Linked DNA regions of Homo sapiens: region 1 is linked to region 2. A link is a loop called in an ENCODE intact Hi-C map of the cell type or tissue named here. Cell type or tissue: IMR-90. All regions are shown on one strand. Each heading gives the region's core, and the rest is flanking DNA. Links, peaks and the distances in the headings are about the cores only. Region 1 overlaps PRKAG2 (protein kinase AMP-activated non-catalytic subunit gamma 2). Region 2 overlaps RHEB (Ras homolog, mTORC1 binding).

Region 1 (5,385 bases), core at 103-5,102, 120 kb before region 2:
GCTGGGATTACAGGCGTGAGCCACCGTGCCCAGCCTTCCTTATGAGACTCTAACTCATGCCAAATGATCTGAGGTGGAACAATTTCATGCTGAAACCATCCCCCTGCTCCCCCATCCATGGAAAAATTGTCTTCCATGAAACTGGTCCCTCCCAAAAAGGTTGGGGACCACTGCATTAGAGGGCCTGGGATGTAGTATGGGGACCGCTGCATTAGAGGGCCTGGGATGTAGTACAGTCTCCATCAGCAGTAACTGCGATGATGACTAGGAAGACAAGAAGAAACCGAGCAAAAATTTAAAGTGATTCCAGCGATTCTGTTCTTCTGCACTGTCAGACTTTGCCCCATGTGGACACAGGTATGTATGCCACATATAGTTGGCAGCTTTTGCGATTGGATGTTTGTGCTTATCCCTGTTCCTGAGAAATGCTCTCAGGAAAGATGGTGTGTCACCATTTTACAAATGAAGAAATTCAGGCTCAAGGGTATCAATTTGTTCAAGCTCACAAGAAAGGCAGTAACAATTCTGACCTAGGGTTGGTCTAGATGCTTCTGTCTTCTCCATTGCCTCCCATTTGAACTGGGAGTACCTTGAGTAGTCCCCATTGGTGAACACTGGCTTGCTACCTGACATCTTCTATTGGTGACTTATTGTAATGGCTCTGCCAATGGTTTTTTTGTGTTTTGATTTGCAGTAGTAATTCTTGTCAGTGCTGTCACACAGTGTAAAAACAATGGCACGCCATAGTAGAAACTGTCAGAGGACGCACAACAGAAAGATCCATTATATTGCAAAACCCCAAAGAGGTGCACACATTTATGGACGTATGTGTAATCTCTGCGAAACTCCAGTGTTTCATTGTGAGTTAGGATAGCCTTTTGTCAGAGTCTCAAACTTCAGGACACTTGCGGGGACTTGGATGAAGTGCCCATCTTGAATTCATCAGAATGAATTCACCAAATTGCTCTGCCACTCTTGTGACTCAGCGGTTTGCTGAATATATTCACTTACCTCTCTTCCCTCCTAAAGTCTACTGAAATGACATAGATCAGTGAAATCAACTACAAAGGTAGTCATGCTTAATAAAAACAAAAACTTAGTTCTTGGATAAGTCAGTAAAGTGGATAAACCTTTGTCAAGTCTGTTCAGGAAAAAATGGGAGAAAATGCAAAGCTTTAGAAAGAAGAGAAGCTTCTTAACTATAAATGCAGAGATCTTTAAAAGTAACGTTGATCAAAGCACACCGGCCGGGCATGGTGGTTCACGCCTGTAATCCCAGCACTTCGGGAGACTGAAGTGGGAGGATCCCTTGAGCCCAGCAGTTCAAGACCAGCCTGGGCACCATGGCGAAACCCCATCTCAACAAAAAAAATACAAAAACTATCCGGGTGTGGTGGTGCACGCCTGTGGTCCCAACTACTTGGGAGGCTGAGATAGGAGGATTGCTTGAGCCTGGGAGGTGGAGGTGGCAGAGAGCCAGGATCACACCACTGCACTCCAGCCTGGGCAACAGAGATGGTACACTTTAAATTGGCGAACCTGTGAATGTGAATTATATCTCAAACTATTTTTGTTGGTTTTTTGTTTTGTTTTGTTTTGTTTTGTGACAGGGTCTCACTCTGTCACCCAGGTTGGTCTGCAACTCCTAGGCTCAAGCCATCCTTCCACATCAGCCTCCCGAAGTGCTGAGATTACAGGCGTGAGCTATTGCACCCAGCCCCAACAAAGCTATTTTTTAAATAAGATAATGAAAGGTCTTATTCCTCTTCTGCTACAGAAGAGCATACCATTCTATTCAGCCTGTTTATGGATGAATTCTGTAAAACTTTTCAGGAACAGTTAATGCCTTATTTAAATTATTTTAGAACATAGGAAAATATGGAGCACTTCCCAGCTCCTTCCGTAAGGCTAGCTTGATCTTGAAATCAAAGCCAGAGGAAGATAGCACACAAAGAAGAAAACAAGCGATCAGTCTTACATTTAAAATGTGGCCAAAGCTCCTAAACAAACACTAGCTATGCAGGATTAAAAGCCGAATATATTGTGGTCAAGTAAGGTTTATCTTAGAAATGCAAGTATTCTTCTGTTGATTAAGAAATCTAGGCTGGGCAAGGTAGCTCTTGCCGGTAATCCCAGGCCTTTGGGAGGCCAAGGTGGGCGGCTCAGGTAATCCCAGCCCTTTGGGAAGTCAAGATGGGTGGATCGGGTAATCCCAGGCCTTTGGGAAGCCAAGGTGGGTGAATCACTTGAGCCCAGGAGTTCGAGACCAACCTGGGCAACATGACAAAACCCCATCTTTAATTTTTTTAATTAAAAAAAAATTTTTTTAATCTATTAAGGAGCTGGATGTGGTGGCTAACACCTGTAATCCCAACACTTTGGGAGGCCAAGGTGGAAGGATCACTTGAAGCCAGGAGTTCAAGACCAGCCTGGACAACATAGCGAGACTCCCATCTCTACAAACAATAAAAAAAATTAGCCAGGTATGGTAGCGGATGCCTGTAGTCCCAGCCACTCAGGAGGCTGAGACAGGAGGATTGCTTGAGCCTGGCCATTTGAGGTTGCAGTGAGCAGTGATCATGCCACTGCACTCTAGCCTGGGCAACAGAGTGAGACCTTATCTCAAAAAAAAAACAAAACAAAAAAACAAAGCCATCTATTGAGAAATCTAGTCCCAGCTTCTTGGGAGGCCATGGTAGGAGGATCTCTTGAGCCCAGGAGTTTGAGGCCAGTCTGGGCAACATAATGTGATCCTATCTCTAAAGAAAGAAAGAAAGAATGAGAGAGAGAAAGAAAAAGAAGAAATTGCCTAAGGAATTAATGTTGTTGATAAAGGAGAGAAACTGGTAGTCATCTCAGTAGATACTGAAATAGCAATTAATAAAATTCAACATATGTTCCTTTTTAAAAATCGTTAATAAACCAGGGATATGAGGAAACTTCTTTAAGTAGCTAAAAGTATACCTCATGACAGCCAGCGGGGGCAGCAGCTGTATAATTCCTGGTGCAGGTTGAGTCTCCCAAATGCGTGGAACTGGAAATGTTTAGGTTTTCTGATTTATTTATTTATTTTTATTTTTATTTTTATTTTTTATTTTTGAGACGGAGTCTCGCTCTGTCACCCAGGCTAGAGTACAGTGGCGCGATCTCGGCTCACTGCAACCTCTGCCTCCTGGATTCAAGTGATTCTCCTGCCTCAGCCTCCCGAGTAGCTGGGATTACAGGCATGCGCCACCATGCCCAGCTAATTTTTGTATTTTTAGTAGAGATGGGGTTTCGCCATGTTGGCCAGGCTGGTCTTGAACTCCTGACCTCAGGTGATCCTCCCACCTCGGCCCCTCCAAAGTGCTAGGATTTCACAGGCATGAGCCACCGCGTCTAGCCGGTTTTCTGATTTTTTTCAGATTTTGGAATATTTGCATATACATAATGAGATATCTTGGGGATGAGGACTCAATTTTAAACACGAAATTCATGTTTCATATATACCTTATATACATAGTCTGAAGTTATTTTATACAATTTTTTAATAACTTTGTGCATGAAACAAAGTTTGTACAGATTGAACCATCAGAAAGCAAAGGTGCCACTGTCTCAGCCACCCTTGTGGACAGTCTGGCATCACCATCGTTCCTGACTCTGTATTTCTATGCTACTGATAAATACAGTGAAAAACCGATGTGTTCAGGGTAACTTATGGCATTGTGTTGGCACTCGGAAAGTTTTGCATTTTGGAGCATTTGGGATTTTACGTTTTTGGATTATGGATGCTCCACTGTACCTGCCAAGGTGGGTCTCACTCTTCTGGCCTGGCTGGTGCTTGCTGCTTCATCCCTGTGAGCTCTCCTTGGCCATCACCGTTCTCCAGCTTCATCACTGGGTTTTCTTCCCTGAGAAAGGAATCATTGGCTGTGGTAGATGCTTTAATTATGTATTAATAGTTCCTAGAATTCTATGCAAAACCATTTTAAAATTCTGACAGGAGCCACATACAATTTCAAGGTCATTGCTTTGTCCGTGACTTTCCTTAGGCATCGATTGCAACTCACTTTGAACTAATTGGGCAAACTCTGCCTTGATCCTGCCTGTGCTTTTTCTTCTTTCCTAATAACTCTTTTACTGCCCCCTTATTTAGAAGAGTGTGTGCATTTTCTCGCCCGTGTACACATTTGCCCCCACACACAAAACCAAATGCAAAAAGCATGGAAAGGGGAAAAAAAGTAACAGACTTCATTTATTCTGCCACCTTATAATTGTAAATCCTGTAAAATTATGTTTAAGATTTGCCTTTGTTTCTGTTCATGTTTCTAGGCACTTTAGAAAAACTTAGGGGTTTTTATTTTATTTTATTTTTTGAGACGGAATCTCTCTCTGTCGTCCAGGCTAGAGTGCAATGGTGCGATCTCAGCTCACTGCAAACCCCGCCTCCTAGGTTCAAGCAATTCTCCTGCCTCAGCCTCCCAAGTAGCTGGGATTACAGGTGCCCACCACCATGCCTGGCTGATTTTTGTATTTTTAGTAGAGACGGGGTTTCACCATGTTGACCAGGCTGGTTTCAAACTCCCGACCTCAAATGACCCACCTGCTTCGGCCTCCCAAAGTGCTGGGATTACAGGCATGAGCCACCACCACACCCGGCCTATTTTATTTTATTTTATTTTATTTTGAGACGGAGTCTTGCTCTTATTGCCCAGGCTAGAGTGCAGTGGCATGATCTCGGCTGACTGCAGCCTCCGCCTCCTCGGTTCAAGCGATTCTCCTGCCTCAGGCTCCTGAGTAGCTGGGATTACAGGCACCCACCACCATGCCCGGCTAATTTTTGTACTTTTAGTAGAGATGGGGTTTCGCCATGTTGGCCAGGCTGATCTCGAACTCCTGACCTCAAGTGATCTGCCTGCCTCGGCCTCCCAAAGTGTTGGAATTACAGGCATGAGCCACCACGCCCGACCTTATTTTTTTAAATAGAGATGAGGTTTTACTGTGTTGCCTAGGCTGGTCTTGAACTCCTGAGCTCAAGCGATTCTCCCATCTTTGCCTCTCAAAGTACTAGGATTACAGCCATGAGCCACCGCACCCAGCCAACTTATGAGTTTAATTTTTTCTCTTCCATATACTTTTGACTGTCACATTCCTCTTCTTTGCTTATTTCTTACTCAGATATTTTTTAACAGTTTTCTAAAAAGAGAAAACACTATATAAATATAGTAAACTTGTATTTCTAAATGCAGAATAAAGTATAAAAGATACATTTTAACACTGATAATTTTTTGTGGAATTATAATGAAATTCAGCATATTAAGTTAAAATTGTGAATAAGGAGTCAGGGTTTTTTTCGGTTTGGGGAGTTTTTAAGTGAAGTTTGGGACAGTGTAAATTTTGTTTTAA
Region 2 (5,385 bases), core at 90-5,089:
AATTTACATATAATAAAGTATCCATTTTAAGTGTAGAGTTGGATGAGTTTTGACAGATTTATGCACCTATGTAACCTCTGCCTTTATCAAAATATGAAACATTCCGTCATCCCCACAAGTTCTCTCATGTCCCTCACGCCCTACCCCAGCTCCCCGGGAAGCACTGATCTGCTCTCCATCACTCTGGGTTAGTTTTTCTTACCCTAAAATTTCACATACATCGAATCATACAATATATACTCATTTTTGTATGTCAGTTAGCATAATGTTTTTGAGATTCATCCATGGTGTTGCATGTATAATTTCTTTTTATTGCAAAGTGGTATTCTGTTGAATGGATATACCTTAATTTGTTTATCTGATCACCCATTGGTGGATATTTGGGTTATCCCAGTATTTAACTATTAAGAATAAAGCTATTATGAGCATTTTGAGTAAATGTCTTCGTGGACACACAGTCATTTCTCTTTGGTAAATACCTAGGTGTGATATTGCTGAGTCACATATATGTTAAGTGTATACTTTAGGAGAAACTACCAAACTGTTTTTCCAAAACATTTTGACCATTTTATGCCTCCACTAGCAGCACATGAGAGCTTTGGTTGCTGCCTGCCCATCCTCCCTGATACTTGGTATTGGCGGCCTTTCTAACTTTCTAGCTATTCTCAGATGGTAGGTTGTGGTTTTATTTGAAATTTCCCACTAAGAATGGTGGACATCTTTTCATATACCTACTGGAAATTTGGATATCTTGGTTTGTGAAGTGTCTGTTCAAGTCTTTTGCCTAGATTATCAGATTCTTCTTACTGAATTATATATTCTGAATAAAAGTCCTTTTTCAGATGTGTATTTAATGAATATTTTCTCCTAGTGTGACTTTTTTGTTGTTCCTGTGTTTCAGAGAACAGAAGAAGTTTGTAAGTTTGATGAAACTCGGTTCACTTTTTCGTTTTTTTTTTTGTTTTGTTTATTTTGTATCGTGTCAGGAATCTGTCTACCTGAAGATCATAAAGTTGTTTTTTTTTTTGTTTTCACTTTTAAGCTCTGTTGGACTTGAGAAAGTTTTGTTTTTTGGGTTTTTTTTTTCATATTCTAGAAGTTTTGTAGTTTTAGCTTTTATGTTTAGGTCTCTGATCCATTTCTAGTTAGTTTTTATGTATGAGGTAAGGGTGAAGATTTTTTAAAAAACTTGAGGTCCCACACCTGTAAAAAGAAAGGAAAAATAACATTTAAAACTTTGAGAAAATTTCTTTTTTTTTTTTGAGGTAGCATTCAACAGGTTTTGGCAAGTCTGCAGTCATCTACATCCAGAATCAGGCTGTAGAACAATCCATCAACCCAAAAAGCGCCCTGTGCCTGTTTCTAGTTAGCCCCCTACCCCTTTGTGGTTTTTATCCTATAGTTTTGTCTTTATCAGGATGCCCAATAAATGGAACCATATATTATGCAGCTTTTTGCGTCTGGCTACTTAGCACAACACATTTGAGATTTATTCATGTGTACATATACCAGTATTTAATTCCTTTGTATTGCTTAATAGGACAGTTGACCCTTAATCAACACAGTTGGAACTGTGTGGGCCCACTTATAGGCAGGAATTTTTTTTTCCTCAACCAAATGCAAATGGAAAATACAGTATTCCTTGGATGCAAAGCCCACATGTATGGAGGGCCGACTTTTCATATATGCAGATTCTGCAGGGTGAAAAGCAGGGCTTCATCACACTCGGATTTTGCTATCCTCAAGCATCCTGGAACCAGTCCCCCTTGTATACCAAGGGATGCCTGTATCCCTTTGGGTGGATTTTTTCCCCCCACTTAAATTGCATGTTTTATTTCCCCCAATCCCAGCAATAGCACAGAAGCCCCATCATATCCAACCCAAACTGGTTTCGAGTAGGTTAAGGTTATAGGGACACTTGTCAGAACGTTGATACAAAGGGCTCCCAAACGCTGGGCACAAATGTGTCAGCAAACAGATGGAAGTAAACAGTGCACTGGCCCAAATGCTTCATGAGTCAGTTTGATTTTGCAATGCAGTTTGCATCCTTGAAACTGCCAGTCTGGAGGGAGACAGGGTAGCTTGAGGGAGTGAAGTTGAAATTGCCTCCTATTAGCTCACCCTTTCAACATTAAACAGACCAAGAGAGAAATGGTTCCAACATTTCACCACATCTATTTCTTATGCAGTCTAAGCTGGGAATGCCATGTAAATGGATCACTGCGAAATGCAGCAATTTAATTTTTCTCCAATCAAAATAAGAAAAAAACCAGTATGATCTCACTTCTATTAACTTTTGAAGGTTTACAGCAGTTAAAATATTTTTACTTCTGTATATGAAGGCTTAAAAAAATTTTTTTTTTTTTCATAAAATACAAGAGCAACGAATTTCACCATCGAGTAAAAGTAAAAACTGGGATTCTTGTTTAAATTAGTCCAAAGTGGCATTTAGGAACTTAGTTGTAGGCTGCTGCGCTGACACCATGACAAAACAAAGTGTGGGGTTGGGTCTGGTTTTGTTTCAGTTATCTTTTCAATAACCAGTACTCATGGATAAAGTTCTGGAAGTGTTTCAGTTGTAAGGCAGGGATCTGTTAGAATTCCACCATGGGTATGCTTCTTGGGTTGGATGCTGGAGGGTGAGGCACGTTTTGCCAGACTCATGTCTAGTCATCAAGGTCAAAAAATTCATTGTCTCCTCCTTGGTATTCCATTCCCTGGAAATCTACTCGGTACTGCAGGATACCTCCAATTCCACCAAATCCTTTCACAAACCGAGACCCGTCTTGCATTTTATCTGTGATCATTTCCAACATAGCTCCAAATTTTTTATAGTTGTTAGCAAACCATTCCAACAGGGGCATGCTCTCGATAAGCTCATGTTCCTGTCCGGTCTCTTTGTCTGTGAAATGAGATTTATCCTTTTCTTGCTTTGGAGTTAGAGAATTTTCTCCTTTTCTGTGCCTTGGCAATAAAGAACATATCTCATTATATCCAGATTTTCATAGACCATTAGAATTTCTACAGCTCCCTTTTCCAAAGTCTTTAGTGTATCTTCAACGCCAAAACAGTACTTTCGCGTGTCCTGGGTGATTTCATCAAAGTATCGTTCTATTGATTTCTTTTCTTGAATGAATTTCACTTCGGAGAGGACTTCAGTAGATAACTCAGTAGCTTGATTGAATCCATTTTCACCACCATAGGATATATCAACTAATTTTAAAACTTTCGATTGTAACCTCTGATCAAACATATCAGATTGACTTAGTTCAAAGTCAGCAGATCCAGCTAAAACTAGACCAGCCACATTCACTTTGTCCCCAGAAATAGCTGCACAGCAGTCTCTGCTACTTTCTGAACATAGTTATGTCGCTTTTCCATTTTTAAACGGGCAAAACGCCTCTACTGTGTTTCTTTGGGAGATCCACAGTGAATTTGTGCAGGACTTCTCTTGTGTTTCCTTGGAGTGTGCCAAAAAGTGCACCACTACCATCTATTACAATGAATCCAAACTTGCTGTCATCTGAAAGTAGTGCTGTAAGAGCCCCTTTATGGAATTTGTTGTCACACAATACAATGACGTATTAATTGGTTTGAAAGATTCAAAGTCAACGTTGACTTTCTTTTCCTTTCCTTCTTCTGTTACAGTTGTTCCACAGTAAACAACCAGACCATCTGGAGGTACTTTGTTATAAAGTTTGAGCCTTTGTTGTATAGATGTAATGGCTCCCAGGACTGGATGGCGGTTTACTCCTGCCTTAATGTTAGATGCAGTTCCAAACTCATCTGATAACATTTTTGCCACTGGTGAAATCTGGTCTTTGGGAGGAATGATCAGTGATATCATGCTAGTGCCATTGCTGCAGGCTGCCTCCAAGCTCCTTTTTTTTTTTTTTTTTTTGAGACAGCTCTGTCGCCCAGGCTGGAGTACAGTGGCGTGATCTTGCCTCACTGCCACATAAGCCTCCCGGGTTCACAAGATTCTTCTGCCTCAGCCTCCCAAGTAGCTGGGACTACAGGCATGTGCCACCACACCCAGCTAATTTTTGTATTTTTAGTAGAGACAGGGTTTCACCATATTGGCCAGGCAGGTCTTGAACTCCTGACCTCAGGTGATCTGCCCGCCTCGGCCTCAAAGTGCTGGGATTACAGGCGTGAGCCACGGCGCCCAGCCCGCCTCCAAGCTCTTAATGAGCTTCTTGATCTTCCAGAACTCCACGTTCCTGTCCACAGCACTGGGGTCGTCCACCATCTTCTTGCCTCCTCTTCCCTAAGGGCCCAGTTCTGGGCAGCAGCGGCTGGTAGGACACCGGCTCTTTCTGACCAGGCAACTGCATGTGTTGCAGTGCGCTCACATGGGGCCCGTGATGTCACTTCCTCCGCCAGGGGCGGAGCACAAGGCTGCGGGATGGGTTTAACATAATTTAGGACATTTGGTTTGTTTCCACTTTGGGGCAATTATGAGTAAAACCAGTATAAACATGCAAATACAGGTTTTTGTGTTGACCATAAATTTTCGTTTGTCTTCCATAAATACTTAGGAATGAGATTGCTGGGTCATATGGTAAGTGTAGGTTAAGCTTTTCAGAAGCTGCTGAACTTGCCAAATTGACTGCACCATTTTGCATTCCCACAGGCAATGGGTGAGTGTATAGGTTGCTCCACGTCCTAGCAAGCACTGGGATGGCCAATATTTTTTATTTTAGCCATTTTAATTAGGTGTGTAGCATCTCATTGTAATTTTTAATTTACATTTCCCTAATGGATAATGATGTTAAAAGCATCTTTAATGTGCTTTGCCATTTGAATATTTTCTTTGTTAAAGTGTTCAGATCTTTTGCTCACTTTCTTAATTGGATTGTTTCTTGTTGTTGAGTTATGAGAGTGAAACATATTCTGGATATGGGTCCTTTGCACATATTTTCTCCCAGTCTGTGGCCTGTCTTTTCATTCCCTTAACAAGGCTCTTAGTACAGTTTTTAATTTTGATGAAGTCCAAGATGTTATTTTTTTCTTTTATGGATTGTACTTTGGATTTTATACCTCAGAATCTTCACCCAACTCCAGGTTGCAAAGATTTTTTTCCAATGCTTCTTCTAGAAGTTTGATAGTTTTTACATTTAGGTCTATGATTTTTTTGATTTTGGAGACAGCGTCTTGTTCCGTCACCCAGGCTGGTATGCAGTGGCAGAATCACAGCTTGCTGCAGCCTCAACCTCCCAGGCTCAAATGATCCTTCCACCTCATCCTCCCCAGTAGCTGGTACCACAAGAGCACACCACCACACCTGGCTCATTTTTTGATTTTCTATAGAGATGAGATTTCGTTATGTGACCCAGGCAGGTCTTAAATCCTGGGCTCAAGCAATATGATCTATTTTGGATC

The links. Hi-C counts contacts between places; a loop is a spot of excess contacts. Peaks named below come from ENCODE experiments on the same cell type or tissue, not always from the same donor. Only the 100,000 strongest peaks of a DNase experiment are listed, where the experiment ranks them.
Region 1: a loop joins it to region 2, with 2.6 times the contacts of the local background. A loop is called at or near these places in 22 of 110 quality-filtered maps.

What each region holds. Positions count from the first base shown.
Region 1 is chr7:151,617,735-151,623,119 of GRCh38, reverse strand. All of the region lies in intron 5 of PRKAG2 (protein kinase AMP-activated non-catalytic subunit gamma 2), which reads left to right. Among named protein-coding and RNA genes, the nearest start is that of RHEB, 100 kb to the right of the region's middle. In IMR-90, for the core only: a CTCF peak has its summit at 2,969; no DNase peak of the experiment used is centred there.
Region 2 is chr7:151,500,745-151,506,129 of GRCh38, reverse strand. All of the region lies in intron 1 of RHEB (Ras homolog, mTORC1 binding), which reads left to right. It also overlaps the pseudogene ETF1P2. Among named protein-coding and RNA genes, the nearest start is that of RHEB, 16 kb to the left of the region's middle. In IMR-90, for the core only: no CTCF peak of the experiment used is centred there; a DNase peak (open chromatin) is centred at 2,079; H3K27ac peaks cover 526 bases.